Linked DNA regions of Homo sapiens: region 2 is linked to region 1. The links are chromatin loops, found by intact Hi-C in ENCODE. Cell type or tissue: mammary epithelial cell. All regions are shown on one strand. Each heading gives the region's core, and the rest is flanking DNA. Links, peaks and the distances in the headings are about the cores only.

Region 1 (8,333 bases), core at 52-8,051:
CAGAGAAAGCCTGAAAGCTGCTGATGAGTCAGTCATTTGAAATGGTTTTCAAATTTCGTAGTTGAGCCATTGTTAGAACTGCTGACTTATGGCCCATCTCGTCTCTACACACACCGCTGGGCAGTGTCAGTAATGCTCCCAGCCCAATGTGGTGGCTGTCCCATCCCTCTGGGGGTGCTGTGAGAAGAGGGCTGGGGAGACAGTGAGGGAAAAATGTTCTCCCAGACATGGCTGCTCCTTCTCTAGGGCCCAAGAGCTTCAGAGAAATGGGAAATGACTGGTGCTGCTAAGAGCAGGTGGCGAGACCCCAGGCTCCAGCCCCTAACTGTACAGCCCTTGGGCTGCCATCAAGTAAACAGAATGTGGCGCCCAAATGAGGCCAGGGCTGGCTGGGGACACCAGTTGGCAGGAAGGCCACCTCTAGGATCTAAGGACAGCCTTCTATTTACTGGAAGAGCCTGTTTTAAGCAAGTTTGTTTATGAACACAGTCAGCAATTTGTAAACCCGGCACTCCATTTGATGTCTCTGTGCGTGAGCTGGTGTATATTTATATTTATTTGTCTATATTTATTCCATCTGATTCCAGAGAGACTTAAGGGTGCAGCTGTGTGAATTGGGGAGCAGAGTGGGAGTGTGACAAAGGACTGGTGTATGCTTTTTTAAAGCTGTGGGGTGGAGGAGAATGTGCACCCAAACGCACGATCAGTTGCCAAGGGAGAGACCCTTGAAGGCAGTAAAATAGCAGCGAGGTTGGGAACGCTGGCTTTGGAGTCAGCCTTCAGGTCTGGTCTCCACCACTTATGAGCTGCATGACTGGCTACTACTTCTGTGAGCTTGTCTCTGAAAGGACTCTCTCTCAAGGCTGTTGTCAAGATTAAAGTCAGTGCTGTGCCTGGGACATAGTAAGTTTTCAGTAAGCAGTGAATGCTGTGGATGCTATGGATGTTGTTATTGTCATTATCACTTAAACTGATTTGTTGCGTTGCTGACTGAAAACACTGCGGTGTTCAGTGTCTTCAGGAGGCTGAGGAAGTCGGCTCTGCAGACTGAATCTTGTGACCACCACTGAACACTAGACATCCTGTTAGCGACCCGCAGTGAAGCACACCCCCAAAGGAAGTGGGGAAGAGAAACGTGTGTGCCAGGCACACAGATGGGCAGGGCAGCAGGGCAGGACAGGGAGACAGGGTCCTGTGCGGAGCCAGATGGAGCCCCGGAACACTCACCTGAGTAGTAAAACTGGATCTGGAAGGCAAAGAGGAAATCTGAAAAAGACATCAAGCAGTCCATGGCATCGTCCATGAGCACAATCCTGAAGGGGAAAGAGAGAATCTGAGAGAGAGAATGGGGGAGAGGTTTAAGGAGGGGAGGGAGAGAGGGAGAGGGAGGAAGGGAAAAGTGCGGGGGAGAGGGAGAGAGAGAGCTGTTCCTGGGCCGCCAGTCTCCCCTGGGGCAGCAGGACATTTAGGAGAGGGCTCCCAAAAGCAAGCTCCTCCCAGTCACCTCACTGCTCCATCAATTGGACTCTGCCACCAAACTGAACTGACCACACTGTACCCAGAGCGGGCTCCCGGTTCAGTCTCAGTGGCACCAGCTAGCGGATGGAGCATGGGCAGGGGGTGGCGAGGAGAGGGTGCAACTGTAATGCAGCCAAGGTTTCTTTTCATATACTTAAGCAGTAAATCCTTTCATTCTGCCGTGAGGACCATTTAGTTCAGAATAAATACAGCTGATCAGAAAAGGCAAAAAGAACAGCTAAGGGGTTTAAAGGGTCTTGGCAAGTGGTACTGAGATTTAATAAGCTACCAAAGGGCCAGAACAGCGACAGACACCGCCACCCTGGGGCACAGATGGCAGACAAGGGGAGAGGGCAAAGAGCTATTGGGGAATCTGCACTTGTGAGGGTCAAAACCCACACTCATCTTGTGCTGCCGCCCTGCTCCTCCTTGCATCCATGTTCACAGGTTGCCCACCCAACGGTTTTCCTGTCTCTAGTCCCTCCCACTGAGGACCCACCTCACAGGAAGAAAACCGTCTGACTCATAAAGGGATCCGACCAAGGCTATGTTCATCCTCTGCTCAGCACCTCATCTGAGCCAGGACAAGAAGAGAAGGAAACGAGCGTTTGCTGGGCTCCATCACATGCCAGGCAGGCGCCAAGCTATCAGATGGGGTGGGGCGGGCCCCCAATCTGTTTCTGATCAGGTCCTTCTGGCTTTATCTTTCTTTTTTTCTTTTTTCAGTTGTTTTTGGCCAGGCGCGGTGGCTCATGCCTGTAATCCCAGCACTTTGGGAGGCCGAGATGGGTGAATCATTTGAGGTCAGGAGTTCGAGACCAGCCTGGCCAACATGGTGAAACCCCACTTCTACTAAAAATAGAAAAATTAGCTGGGCATGGTGGGCACCTGTAGTCCCAGCTACTCAGGAGGCTGAAGCAGGAGAAGCGCTTGAACCTGGGAGGCGGAGGTTGCAGTGAGCGGAGATCACACCACTGCACTCCAGCCCGTGAGACAGAGAGAGACCCTGTCAAAAAAAAAACAAAAAAAGTTTTCTTTTGCTCTCTCATATTTTTCTAAATCTCTCTCCACTTCCCTGAGTCAGAGGTTTCCCAGACTGGCAACTGGATCAGCCCCAGAGAAAGCCAGGATTGCTCACTGCTGGGGAAAGGGCTTCACAGAGACTACGATATTGTGGTGCCACTCCCTTTGCTGCGATCTTCCTGAAGAGAGACAGTGGTTCCTGCCTAGTCTTTATTGTAATACAGATAACAATAGAAGCAGGTGCCATTTCCTGAGTGCCCTACTGCGTGGCAGGCTATTGAGGTATTTAACTGCATTCGTTAAATTTTATCCCACAACAATCCTACAGGTGGGTCTTATTATTTCCATTCTACACGTGAAGAGTCTGAGGCTCAGAGGTCAGCCTGCCAAAGTCACACACACAGCTGGGGAGCTTGCTGGACTCCACAGGCCACACATCTTCCATGAGAGCACACTGCCTCTTTGAAAATAAAGCTGCAGAGCAAAAACACTAACATTTTACCTCCTAGTTTCTGTGGCTGATTTATTTTCTTTCTTGTTACTGATATGTTAGGCATCTCCTGGGGAGAACGACAGCTGCCTCCACCACCAGAGTTCAACACTAGAATTCCAGCTGGAAGAAATTCAAGGCTGGAGGGCGGGAAGAAGCAGTGCCGCTGAGGGCCACAAGAGGGTGCCCTGGTCCCTCTGTCAGTAGTTCACAGGACTAAGTGCAGTGCCAAAGGCCAAGTGGTTACCCCATCTCATAACCCAAGGAAAACCCAGGCAGCAGAACAGCTCCCTCCCCACCCAGATGGCAGAATCTGTTTTGACATCTGGATTGAGGGAGCAGGGAGACAGCAGAGAGCGGGCAGCTAGAGAGGACTGGGGTTAGCAAAGACCTCCAAACTGCAGAGGAAGAGTGAGCTCCCCCGGGAGCGCTCAGGGAGCAAGGGCCACCAGCACCTCAAAGCTTTTCCTTGGCAGGCTCAGCAGGGCAGGCAAAGGCTCTGGACATGAGAAGCCACTGACTTTCCTTTACTGCCCTGTTCTCAGGACAGCTGGAGCCCCAATAGTCTAAAGTGAATTACGACAGAACAGCACTGGGCTGTGAATATCCCCAAGCAGGAAACCACCAGGGAGCCCAAGGCTTTCCCCGTGTTCCATGGCTTCTGTTGATCATCAGTTGGAACACAGCACTCCCATAGCAGCAACTTCCACTTGCTATTTATTTACATTGTGATATAATGACACACCATAAAAGTCACCCTTTAAAAGCGTACAATTCAGTTTTTTAGTATATTCACAAAGTAGCGCCACCATCACCACTGTCTAATTACAGAAGTTACCTCCATTTGCAATTCTCACCAATAGGCCCATTCCAGAGCCTGCCTCGGAGCAGAAGCTTGAGCTCGTACTTCCCAAAGGGCTACCCCTGCCTCGCAGCCTCGCGGAAGCCTTAATGCTGAGTGCCACTAGCATCTTCCTCTTTCAGCCACAGATGGGACTAGAAGCTATAAACAGGGCACACCCTTCCAGCCTCAGAAGTGGTCTGCAGCTTTCTGCTAGGGGCCATCTTGACCTCAAACATCAGCAGTCCCTTTGGAGATGGGCCGTTGCAGAAGAGGGGGCGCACACCGTGGGAGGGTAGGAGTGTCCGTCAGAGCAGGGCAGCCCTGCAGGTGCCCTTAATACGGGTAACAATAGAGGCATTTTTTTTTTTTTTGAGTCTTGCTCTGTTGCCCAGGCTGGAGTGCAGTGGTGCAGATCGGCTCACTGCAACCTCCGCCTCCTAGGTTCAGGTGATTCTCCTGCCTCAGCCTCCCTAGCAGCTGGGATTACAGGTGCCTGTCACCATGCCCGGCTAATTTTTGTATTTTTAGTAGAGACAGGGTTTCACCATGTTGGCCAGGCTGGTCTCGAACTCTTGACCTCAAGTGATCCGCCTATAGAGGCAGGTATCTTTCCTGAGTACCCTACCTCATGGCAGGCTATTAAGGCATTTGACTACATTAATTAAATTTTATTCTACAACAGTCCTACGGGTGGGTCTTATTGTTATTTCCATTCTACAGGTGAAGAGTCTGAGTCTCAGAGACTGGGGAGCTGAAACATATGCCGAGCAGGAGGGAGTAGGGGGCGAGTGAAGCGGGTGCAGACAGAGGCGAGGGCTTTCTTTCTGGGGGACATGTGGCTGGATCCCAGCAGCACATGTATAAAGGACTGAGGGTTTTTTTTCAACTGCAAGAAGTAAGACTGGCTACCTTTTAAAAAGCCAAATGGATCCGAGCTTGTGTTAACAGCAACACCGGCTATGACTCTCCTCAACCAGAAACGCTGGGCATACTAGACATCCTGGAAACTTCCCCCCGCCACCCTCTGCTCCAAGCCAATCAACCAGTCACCAAGTCCTATCAATGCTATTGCTGAAATTTCTCTTGAATCCATCTACTTCTTTCCACGTCCACAGCCACCATCCTACCCCCAGCCTTCACCTCTCTTTTCTTGATGATGGCATGACCTCCTACCCAGTTTCCCTGCAACTACTCCTCTTGCTTTTTTTTTTTTGAGATGGAGTCTCACTCTGTCACCAGGCTGAAGTGCAGTGGCTCACTGCAACCTCCGCCCCCTAGGTTCAAGCGATTCTCCTGCCTCAGCCTCCCGAGTAGTACTGGGACTACAGGCGTGCGCCAGCATGTCCAGCTAATTTTTGTATTTTAGTAGAGACGGGGTTTCACCATGTTGGCCAGGATGGTCTTGATCTCTTGACCTCATGAGCTGCCCACCTAGGCCTCCCAAAGTGTTGGGATTACAGGCGTGAGCCTTCTTCTAATTGAGTATCCATCCTGTGGGCAGAAAGATTTTCCTAAAATGTGAATGTGACCATTTTACCATTGTGTTGGAAACCCTTCACAGAGGCCGGGCACAGTGGCTCATGCCTGTAATCCCAGCTACTCAAGAGGCTGAGGCTGGAGAATCGCTTGAACCTGGGAGGTGGCCATGTCAGTGAGCCAAGCTTGTGCCACTGCACTCCAGCCTGGATGACAGAGCAAGACTCCATGTCAAAAAAAAAAAAAAAAAAAAACCTTCACAGTCTTCCCATTGCCCTTAGGACACGTTCCCCCATTTGGATCTGGCCTGTGAGCCCGCTCCATCTGCCCCCTGCCTCCCTCGACTCCCCCACTGCATTCTGGCCACACTAGTCCTTCCATCCTCCCTGAAGCTGTCCTTACTCATGCCCTCCAGACAAGTCTGTCCCTCTAGCCATAATGCTCCCTGTCCCTTCTACCCATGATGCTCCCTGCCCTCCATGCCTCCTCCTCACCTACCGGATATCTCCATATTCTTCAGGCTGAAGCCTCCACAGCATCTCTTGGGGAAGATGAAAGAGGAAAGCACCTTTTCTAACCCAGCCTAGAATAGGCCCCCCTGCTACTGGCTTCTGCAGTTCTCGGAAACCTCCTCACACTGTTGTCTTTGTCCTGGGAACATAAGATCTACCAAGTGACACCTCTGTCTCCCTGCTTGTGGCTTGACTCTGGTATGGTGTCTGGCACATAGTAGGCACTCAGTCAACGTCTGTTGAATGAAGAAATGCATGAACAAATGAGTGAGAGAAGCCACGGTCCCCTTTTCCTCTGGCCAGGTGGCACCTGGAGCAGTTTCTTAATCCCTCTCATAAAGATACTTACAATCTTTATGGAGAATGCAGACATTCAGAGGGATTAAGAAACTTGGCGAAGGTTACAAGCTAGGAGCAAAAGAGCTGTCATTCAAATACTACTACCTTCAGGTCTGGACAGTCCGTTTAAGGGGAGTAAACTAGAGTCCTGGAGAAGAGGGTCAGGCTGATGGACAGTCTAAAAACCAGGATACTGGATAAATGGCTGCATTTAGATCTTTTGCTTAGAAGTGAAGACTAGGGAGGAAGTGAAGGCTGAGACCCAACTCTCAAAGGACTGCCTCTTGGGGAGATGCCACGGGGATCTAGAGTTTGGCTCTAGAGACATTTTCAAGCTGCTTAGTTCTAGGATTGTGGCTGATTTGTAAAGGAATGAGATGTGTATTGCCAGAAATGTTCAAGCAGAAGTTTGAAGGCTCATACTTCCCAAAGGGCTTCTTCCAGCTCTGACAGTGTTGTCCCAAGGGTGGACAGAACTAACAGCTCCTCCTGTTAGTGTTAAATCTAGTGGGGGGACAGTTTGATGTTCAGAGGTCTATGGCTGCAGAAGACTTACTGAAAGGTGCTTTTAATCACATCATATGCTGTGCTGTCTGTCTCCAAATGAATGCTGAGACCATGAAAGTTCTAGGCATCTGTGTCTTTAACCCACCTATGGGATCTTTCTGGCTGTGGGCATCTGCATCTTGCTTTGGAATCTCAGCAGAACTATGGGAAAAGGCAAGCAGGAAGCTCCTGGTCTGTCTTTGCCTCTTTGCCTTTGCCTGCAACCCTTCTATCCCCACAGACAGCTCCTTCCTTCTGAACTCAAGCTCATTGCCACTCCCAGAGGGCTCGGGAAAGAATCTTCTTGGAGACGAGGTCATCCCCATGTGCTGTTTTCCAGTTGCTGGCAGTTGGCTCAACACCCCTTCCTGCCAGAGGCCTTCTGCTAACGTGCCAGCTGCTTCTGACACCTGGAGGTGCCCGGCCGCCCCTGCTTTGAAGTGGAGCCAACAGGGAGCTGCTGCCAGTGAGAGTCTGCACAAATCTATTGGATCATGGAGGGACCCTTGCGGACCATGCCTCCGGGCTAGAGAGAGGGACTCTTGGGGAGAAGTAGAGGCACTTTGGTTCAGGCTGTGCTGAGCAGAACCATGTGTGGGGTGGAGCCTAGGACAGGCAACTGGAGTGGAGAAAGAGCACGTGGCTGGTCTGAGAGACTGGCCACTTTCTCCCTCCCCTGCTGACTTCCAGCAGCTGGGATAGGCAGTCTGGCTGGGAGTTCTAAGGGTGCCAAGGAAGCAACAGCTTCCAGCCTGAACCTACTGACTTGCCAACTTCCTATTCACCCCTAATTAGGGTCAGTTTCCCTGGTCTAGTGGCACGGGCTGCACCGGTTTTCCTGAAGTTCTGGATTAGTTGACCCCAGGATTAAGTCCTAGTTCCACTACTCACTGGCCAAGTGACAATTTCCCTCTGAGCCTCAGTTTCCTCATCTGTGAAGAGGATATAATCATAGTTCCTGTTTCCCAGGATTCTTGTGGAGAGTCAGCATGATGATGTTATATATGCTAGTGTCTAACAGGTGCTCAGAATGAGCGCCGGCTGTAATCAGTAAGTATATTCTATCTGGTTTAAAGTGCTGGGAGAGCCCAAAAGAGCAAATAAAAATAGAGCCCAGAGGAAATGCGTGCTGCCAGCATCCACCAGGCAGAGGTCTCAGGCAGAAGCCAGCGATCTAGTTTCCAGTTTACTTTTGGGGGAAGCCAGCCCTCAGCCACGGCCAGAAAGAAGAGCCACTTTCCATGACTGGACTTCTTTGAGGAGGTCACATGACTAGTGTCAGTCATGTGGTGGCTGGAGGGTGTCCCCAAATCAAGGTGTCAGTCATGGGGTGGCTGAAGGGTGTCCGCAAGTCAAGGTGTCAGTCATGGGGTGGCTGGAGGGTGTCCTCAGGTCAAGGTGTCAGTCATGGGGTGGCTGAAGGGTGTCCCCAGGTCAAGGTGGCAGTCATGGGGTGGCTGAAGGGTGTCCCCATGTCTGTTTGGGCTCACAGTGCACCTCTAGGGTTTTTGTTTGAATGTCAGGGCCATGAGAGAAGCAGCGATGACACGATGTCTGGTTACCTTCTCCAGGTGGGAGGAAAAAG
Region 2 (8,333 bases), core at 213-8,212, 170 kb after region 1:
TAAGATCTCAAACTATAAAAATCCTAGAAGAAAACCTAGGAAATATCCTTCTCAACATCAGCCTTGGCAAATAATTCTTGGCCAAGTCCCCAAAAGCAATTGCAACAAAAACAAAAACTGACAAGTGGGACCTAATTAAACTAAAAAGCTTCTGCACAGCAAAAGAAACTATCAATAGACAACCTACAGAATGGGAAAAAATATTCACAAACTATGCATCCAACAAAGGTCTAATATCCAGAATCTATAAGGAACTTAAGAAGCAAAAACGAAATAACCCCATTTAAAAATGGTCAAAGGACATGAACAGACATTTTCTCAAAAGAAGATATATAAGTGGCCAAGAAACATATGAAAAAATGCTCATTATCACTCATCATCAGAGAAATGCAAATCAAAACCACAGTGAGATACCATCTCATGCCAGTCAGAATGACTATTATTAAAAAGTCAAAAAAGAAAAAACACAGATGCTGGCAAGGCTGCTGAGAAAAGAGGATGCTTATACACTGTTGGTGGGAATGTAAATTAATTCAGCTACTGTGGAAATGAGTTTGGAGATTTCTCAAAGAACTTAAAACAGAGCTACAATTTGACTCAGCAGTCCCATTCATTAGTGGGTATGCCAAAGGAAAATACATCATTCTCCCCATGCACTCGTACATTCATTGCTGCACTATTCACAATAGCAAAGACATGGAGTCAACCTAGGTGCCCATCAAGGTGAACTGGATAAAGAAAATATGGTACATATATACCATGGAGTACTATGCAGCCATAAAAAAGAATGAAATCATGTCCTTTGTAGCAACATGGATGGAGCTAGAGGCCATAATCCTAAGTGAATTAATGTAGGTACAGAAAACCAAATACCACATGTTCTCACTTATAAGTGGGAGCTAAACATTGAGCATTCATGGACATGAACATGGGAGCAACAGACACTGTGGACTGCTAGAGGGGAGAAGGGAGAGGGGTAATGGGTCAAAAACTACCTATTGGGTACTATGCTCACTACCTGGGTGCAATGTACCCATGTAACAAACCTGCACATGTATTCCCTGTATCTAAAATAAAAGTTGGAAGAAAAAGAATATTAATGTGTTTTTAAAGTGTTTATCTCATTCAGCCTAAAAACAGTTCTGTGATATTCAAAAAGTGGTAATCAGTTGGGCATGGTGGCTCATGCCTACAATCCCAACACTTTGAGAGGCCAAGGTGAGAGGATTACTTGAGGCCTGCAGTTCAAAACCAGCCTGGTCAACATACTGAAACCCTGTCTCTACAAAAGATAAATTTTAAATTTAGCTGAGCATGATAGTACATACCTGTAGTCCCAGCTACTGGGGAGGCTGAGGCAGGAGGATTCCTTGAACCCAGGAGTTCAAGGCTACAATGAGCCATGATGATGCCACTGTACTCCAGCCTTAACAACAGAGTAAAATTCTATCTCAGAAAAATAAAAAAGGTAGTAATCATTTTGACTTTTACACATTCTAAGTATACTTTATAAAGAAGTATGACCTGTTTTTTTTTTTGAGACGGAGTCTCTCTCTGTTGGCCAGGCTGGAGTGCAGTGGCACCATCTTGGCTCACTGCCACCTCTGCCTACTGGGTTCAAGCGATTCTCCTGCCTCAGCCTCCCTAGTAGCTGGGATTACAGGTGCGTGCCACCATGCCTGGCTGATTTTTGTATTTTTAGTAGAGATGGGGTTTCAACATGTTGGTCAGGCTGGTCTCCAACTCCTGACCTCATGATCTGCCCACCTCAGCCTCCCAAAGTGCTGGGATTACGGGTTTGAGCCACCATGCCTGGCCTAGGTATGACCTTTCAAATATATAATCTATGAAAGATATCCTCCCTCTAGAAATATTCCTTTAAAAAATTTTTTTAAGTTCTAATTTTCATGGGTACATAGTAGGTGTATATATTTTTAGGGCACATAATATGTTTTGATACAGACATGCAATGTTAACTAATCATATCATGGAGAATAGGGTATCCACCCCATCAAGCATTTTTCCTTTGTGTTACAAACAATCTAAATGTACCCTTTGAGTTATTTTAAAATGAACAATTAAGTTATCATTGACTAGAGTCACCCTGTTGTGCTATCAAATAGCAGGTCTTTTTCATTCTTTTTTTTCTTTTTTGTAACCATCAACCATCCCCACCTCTTCCCCCAGCCCCCTGCTACCCTTCCCAATCTCTGGTAACCATCCTTCTATTCTCTTTGTCCATGAGTTTAATTGTTTTGATTTTTACATCCCACAAACAAGTGAGAACATCCAATGTTTGTCTTTCTGTGCCTGGCTTATTTCACTTAACATAATGATCTTCAGTTCCATTCATGTTGTTGCAAATGACAGGATCTCATTCTTTCTTAGGGCCAAATAATACTCCATTGTGTATATGTACCACATTTTCTTTACCCATTCATCTGTTGATGGACACTTAGATTGCTTCCAAATCTTAGTACTCTAAACAGTGCTGTAACAAACATAGGAGTACTGATATTTATTCGATACACTAATTTCCTTTCTTTTGGGTATATACCCAGCAGTTGAATTGCTGGATCATATGGCAGCCCTATTCCTAGTTTTTTGAGGAACCTCCAAACTGTTCTCCACAGTGGTTATACTAATTTACATCCCCATCAACAGTGTAGAAGGGTTCCCTTTCTCCACATCCTCGCCAGCATTTGTTATTGCCTGTCTTTAGGATACAAGCCATTGTAACTGGGGTGAGATGTTATCTCATTGTAGTTTTGATTTGCATTTCTCTGATGATCAATGATGTTGAGCACCTTTGCTTATGCCTGTTTGCCATTTGTATGTCTTGTTTTGAGAAGTGTCTATGCACATCTTTTGTCCATTTTTTGATGGGATTATTGGATGTTTTCCTATAGAGATATTTGAGCTCCTTATATATTCTGGTTATTAATCCCTTGTCAGATGGGTAGTTTGCAAATACTTTCTCCCATTCTGTGGGTTGTCTCTTCACTTTGCTGATTAGAAATACACTTAAATCATTAAGTGATTGGCACAGCATCCTGTAGAAAGAAAACTGCAGAGGAACATTAGCCTAGATTCCATGAGAAAAGCCAGCCATGAAAAAAAACAGGCTAGATGAACATCAGCGAAAGGAAATCAAAGTGAATATTTTGAATAAAGGAGAAAGTTAAAAGAGAAACCTACAGAAATAGATCTAATAGATCAAACAAGCAGTTGTTAAGCTACTGTAATCAAAACTATTCATGAGACATCACTGGACAAACTAGCTGCACCAAAGGCATGCTCCAAAACATGTTTGGGCGGCCCACAACCAACCTACCAAAACTAAACATTCACTGCCACTACCTAATCAGCATTGTCCTGCTCTGTTCCTCAAGTATCCTGCCTGCTTCCAAGCGCCTCCTCTGGGTTCACTGTATTAGTACAACATTCATGTACTTACTATTCAGTGAAGAACCTGGCAATTCCATATTGGCTAATATCTTCCCTGTTTTCTAGCAGCTGGCACACTGCATCCTCCATGTAGGTGAGGACATGTCGCTGAGCTGCAATCAAATAGCAAGAGAGAAAGAGAAAATGAGAGAAAGATTTTAAAAAGAATGATCCCAATCCTAGTAGGAGGTCATGTGTAAGGCAATCCAGGTGTTGGCTCTGTCTGATGACACTTCATCAGTGGACTGGAATAGGCAAAGCAAACTTGCTGACCCTAACTGAGCTATAGTCTCAAAGGATAGATTGGGAGATGATGTGAACATGACCAATTGCCATTTGACTGGCTGTTAGTATTAGCATCAACCCTTCATTCTTCATCTCAATCACAAGGGTGGGTTGAAGAGGAGATTTAGCACCATTCAGCAGATACACCTGGAAGTTCTTTTCTTTCTACCTCCTTCTATTCTTTTCCATTTCTGCATCAGAAACTTATCCCAGGGAGTTAGTAATTCCATGCTTGAAGCATGGATGGTATGATTGTAAAGAAAACTCTGGCCAGGCACAGTGGCTCAGGCCTGTAATCCCAGCATTTTGGGAGGCTGAGGCGGGTGGATCACTTGAGGTCAGGAGTTCGAGACCAGCTTGGCAACATGGTGAAAACCTGTCTCTACCAATAATACAAAAATTAGCCAGATGCAGTGGCTACTTCCTGAGTAGCTAGTAATCCCAGCTACTCAGGAAGCTGCGGCAGGGGAATTGCTTGAACCTGGGAGGTGGAGGTTGCAGTGAGCCAAGATCATGCCATTGCACTCCAGCCTGGGCGACAGAGCCAGACTTCATTTCAGAACAGAAAAAAAAGAAAACTCAGTTAATTTAAATTAGAAAAAAAAAAAAAAAGTCACTGGAAAGGTTTAAGGACCATGAAAATTTTCGTACTGGTGTATATATAAGTTATTAACTTTGGTAAATAACAAGACCATGAAATCTATCTGGCTTGGTTTATTAGATGTCATGTTTTCTGCATTTGTTGTGACTTGGAAATGTGTGAGTTAATCATGGGCGTATAATAAAAAGTATGAGTATTAGAGTGAGACAGACCTGAGTTTGAATCATGGCTCTGTCTTGGTAGCTTAATCTTGGATAGTTACTTAGTCTACACCTGTTTTCTTCTTTATCAAGTGTGAAAAGCAATATAATTTAACTATGTTTCTCAAAATATGGTCAATCAATTTCTTGATCTGAATCCCCTGGGATGCCGTTTAAAACGCAGATTTATAGTCTGGCACTGTCCCAGATTTAGTGACCTTACATTTTTTACTACAGCCCAGTAATTTTTAACAAGTACTCCTGATGCTTCTTATGTACTCTTAAGTTTAAGAATCACTGGTTAAGAACCTGGGCTTTGGATTACAGAGAGTTGAGAGCTCCATTCTCAGCTCTGCCACTTCCTAGTTATGTGACCATAAACAAATTATTCTTCAAGCCTATTCTTCATGGTAAAATGGGGATAATAATGGTACTTACATTATAGGGTTATGAGAAATAAATAAGATAATACAGGTAAAACACCACTATGTGTTTGGTACATAGTACGTGATTGATAACATGTTTCCTTAAAAGCCTGTCTCAAAGCATTATTGGGAGTTTACTCAGTAAACAACATAGGCCAGAACTTCTTAGATGTCAGGTACTCAAATACTTCTTCCCTTTCTCTGAATTTTATCCTTAGGTATGACAGAGGTTTCCTGACAAACTTTACATAGAAGCTTCCAATTCAGTGTCCACATTTACCATAAAAAATTCAGAAAAATACTTTCATCTGGAGCAGTGAGAACAAAAAACCCCAAAGTGATGAATATCCTTCCAAAAAGCAATTCTATGAAGTTGCTGCCAAAGTAGACATTTACTTCTTTCACAGTTTCATTCCTCAGGAAAATATGATGGAATTACCTAAAATTTATAAATATTGGTATTTCAAAAAACTATTTCTGAAGTCCTGGTAGTCTAGTGAAGCTCATAAAACAAGTAAGTTTACCTGCCAACCTGAGCCCAAAAGTCTTCATTTGACCATAATGATCGCGGTGACCTAAGGTTTCACCACGTTCCCAGCAGCCTAAAGTCCAGATGGATGACCTGTTTACATTCTGTGACTCATTCTATCTAAATGAGTGCTTCCCAAAACTAACAACTATAAACCACTGCAAACCCTGACTGCCCACCCCCAACCCCACCCAAAAAGAGGTGAAAACAAAATCAGTGCCTCAACTCAACAGTTCATCCAACTAGAAAACTGTTTCTTTAAGAAACGGCCAAAACTAAGAGTGAAGCTGTGAGATAATACCTGCCAATTTCTGGTATTGTTTTCAAAATATAATAATTATAATTAGGTGTATATTAAATTGGGAGGGAAAATGGCCAGGGAAACATTAAAATCAGCTGCATTTTCACCTCTGTGTTCTCCTTCCTTTCTTCTATCGGTTTATCCTGATCTTATAAAAAGAGTCCTTCCTTAGGCTATATGGCCTTTTATGACTTAGCTCTACCTAAGGCTAGCACAGGATTTTTTTTTTTTTTCTTTTTGATGGTAGAAATGAAAGAGCTCTACTTAGTAGCAAATCCTGCTGCTTCTCCTCCCTAGCTCCAGGGACTCAAAGTTAATGTGAAAGCTTTTTACGGGATAAATATTTTCAGAGCAGTAAAAATCAAAGTACTTTTGTCCTTCTAGAAAAAAAAAGCAGGAATTTTCAAGAAAATAGACTTTATACCAAAAATATAAAAAAGGAAAGAAAGAAATATATTGGACCATGCATGTTTAACATTAATCTACCAATCAGATATTTAGTTTCATATTACAAATAATAACAGCTACCATTTTTGAGTACTTGCACAATTTATTAAACAACAATGTGACAGATATAGTACTGTACTAATTGTTTCACATGCTTTATTCTATTTCTTCCAAATACAATCCTATAATAGTTATTCTTAGACTTCTATTTTTACAAGTGGGAGAACTGAGACTTACAAAATTAATTTACACAGCTAGTGGGAAGAGAAGCCAAGATTTGAACCAAGGTTTACCTGATACAAGAACCCATTCTCTTAACACGTTGCCTCACCATTAACACTTTATAATCAGTTATGGAAGTAAAAATTATCTTTATTTTACACAGTGCACAAAGGCAGGAATGTATGTTGATAGTAAAATCACCTGAGAGATATGGTCCATTTGGGTCCACGTGAATTTATGTGTGTGTATGTCTGTCTGTCCTGTCCCCCCACCTTCATACCAATCAGCATTTGTGTGAAGTTAGAACTTGTCCCTAAATTTGAAAGTTTCTTGAAAAGAACCATCCCATCCATTCCTAGTTCGCAAAGTAGAAATAGAAAGCCCTGGTGTTCTTTTTACGTGTGGGTGAAGGGAAGAAGCTAAGAAGAAAAGTTCCTCCCTGCAGAGAGTTTTACACCAGCCAACAGCCAAGTGCGAAGCTCTCCCTAATTGCCGTGCCCTGGTGGTTTCCTTCACCTGCAGCTCTTATCAGTCTAATGCTCCCTCTGTGGTTAAGGGTACCACCCAACACGGGAAAATCCTTAGTTTATCAAACTTCAATGAGACAGAAGTTCAAAGCTCTTGCCTGGCAATAAAACACGGAGAGTGTCATTTTACATTTTTTTTAATGCAAAGGAATAGGCTTTAATTTATGTGAATGATTAAAGAATAAAAAACAGCACACCTGCATCCCTGGAGGGCAAAGATATCTGGGCACCTTAGCTGCCCCTTGGAAAAGGAAAAGCATTTAAGACAGGCTTTTCCTCTTTGGCTTTGCCATGACTTCCACAAGATGAGGATTAAGTTTTCTAACCTGTACCTACGCTCTAGTGTCCTAAAATTCACACTAATGCCCAATTGTCCATGTCTTGCTCAGATAGCATCACTGTCTGAGATAAGCATTTAGAATTTCATCATGCTATACTGAAAAATCTAAGGCAAATGTAAGTAAACACTATATGATCCTTACTTGAACCTAGCAAGTGAAGGCAATTGTGGATCAGAAACTTCTTGGTTCTGTTGACTCACCCCATGTTGATCACGTAATCTCTTTATAACACTGTCAATCCTGCTATAAAATGGGTATGATTCTAAGAATATGTCTGATAATAAACTACTTCTTTAGAAAGCATTCAATATATGCAAAATGTAACATGTTAATGATTATATTATTATTGCTACATGCTGACTCTACAGATTAAAACAGCATAACAATTTTTACTGCAATGGTTAAGAATATGGGTTCTTGAGCCAACTGAACCTGGATATGATTTCTAGCTCTGTCATTTACTGACTGTGTAACTTCATATAAGTTACCTTATCTCTCTGCCCTTTTCTATAAAATTGGGCAATACTAGTACCTACCACAGAAGACTGTGGTGAAGATTAAATAAAATAATCTATGTAATCATCTTAGAATAGTGCTTGGCACATAGTAAGTGCTCAAACAATATTAGCCCCTTACCCCCTTATTGAAAGTTCTGCTCATCAAACCAAGATGTTTAGACTATCTTCAAGGATTCTTGGGCTATATAAAATCTATAACTATAAAAATATACATCATCATATACCCATTTCAGGTATGACCTTTAAACTTGTAGGAAGCATTCACTTATTAACTGCTAATTACTCAGCAGGCCCTAATTTATATGGGGAAAATCCAAAACTATTTATTTTATTCTCTTCCCAAGCATAAATACCATAAAAGCATTAGTTGTTTATTTCACAATTAAATGATAAGGGGTCCTATTTGGAAATTTTTGTTTGAGGGGTCTAGAATTTCCACCTTAACATTAGTTAGAGCACTCTTTTTTAAAAATTATTATTTAATACAGAG

Evidence for each region. Hi-C counts contacts between places; a loop is a spot of excess contacts. Peaks named below come from ENCODE experiments on the same cell type or tissue, not always from the same donor. Only the 100,000 strongest peaks of a DNase experiment are listed, where the experiment ranks them.
Region 2: a loop joins it to region 1, with 4 times the contacts of the local background. A loop is called at or near these places in 3 of 110 quality-filtered maps.

The regions. Positions count from the first base shown.
Region 1 is chr11:47,148,156-47,156,488 of GRCh38, reverse strand. It overlaps CSTPP1 (centriolar satellite-associated tubulin polyglutamylase complex regulator 1), which reads right to left. Exons shown (of 9, transcript NM_024113.5): 5 at 1,228-1,313. It overlaps LOC124902672 (a long non-coding RNA gene), which reads left to right. Exons shown (of 2, transcript XR_007062668.1): 2 at 1,966-3,042. Among named protein-coding and RNA genes, the nearest start is that of ARFGAP2, 25 kb to the left of the region's middle. RefSeq lists an enhancer at 3,080-3,159. In mammary epithelial cell, for the core only: a CTCF peak has its summit at 3,197 (motif pointing right); a DNase peak (open chromatin) is centred at 3,228.
Region 2 is chr11:46,982,435-46,990,767 of GRCh38, reverse strand. It overlaps CSTPP1 (centriolar satellite-associated tubulin polyglutamylase complex regulator 1), which reads right to left. Exons shown (of 9, transcript NM_024113.5): 2 at 3,458-3,560. Among named protein-coding and RNA genes, the nearest start is that of CSTPP1, 50 kb to the right of the region's middle. In mammary epithelial cell, for the core only: a CTCF peak has its summit at 3,401; a DNase peak (open chromatin) is centred at 3,347.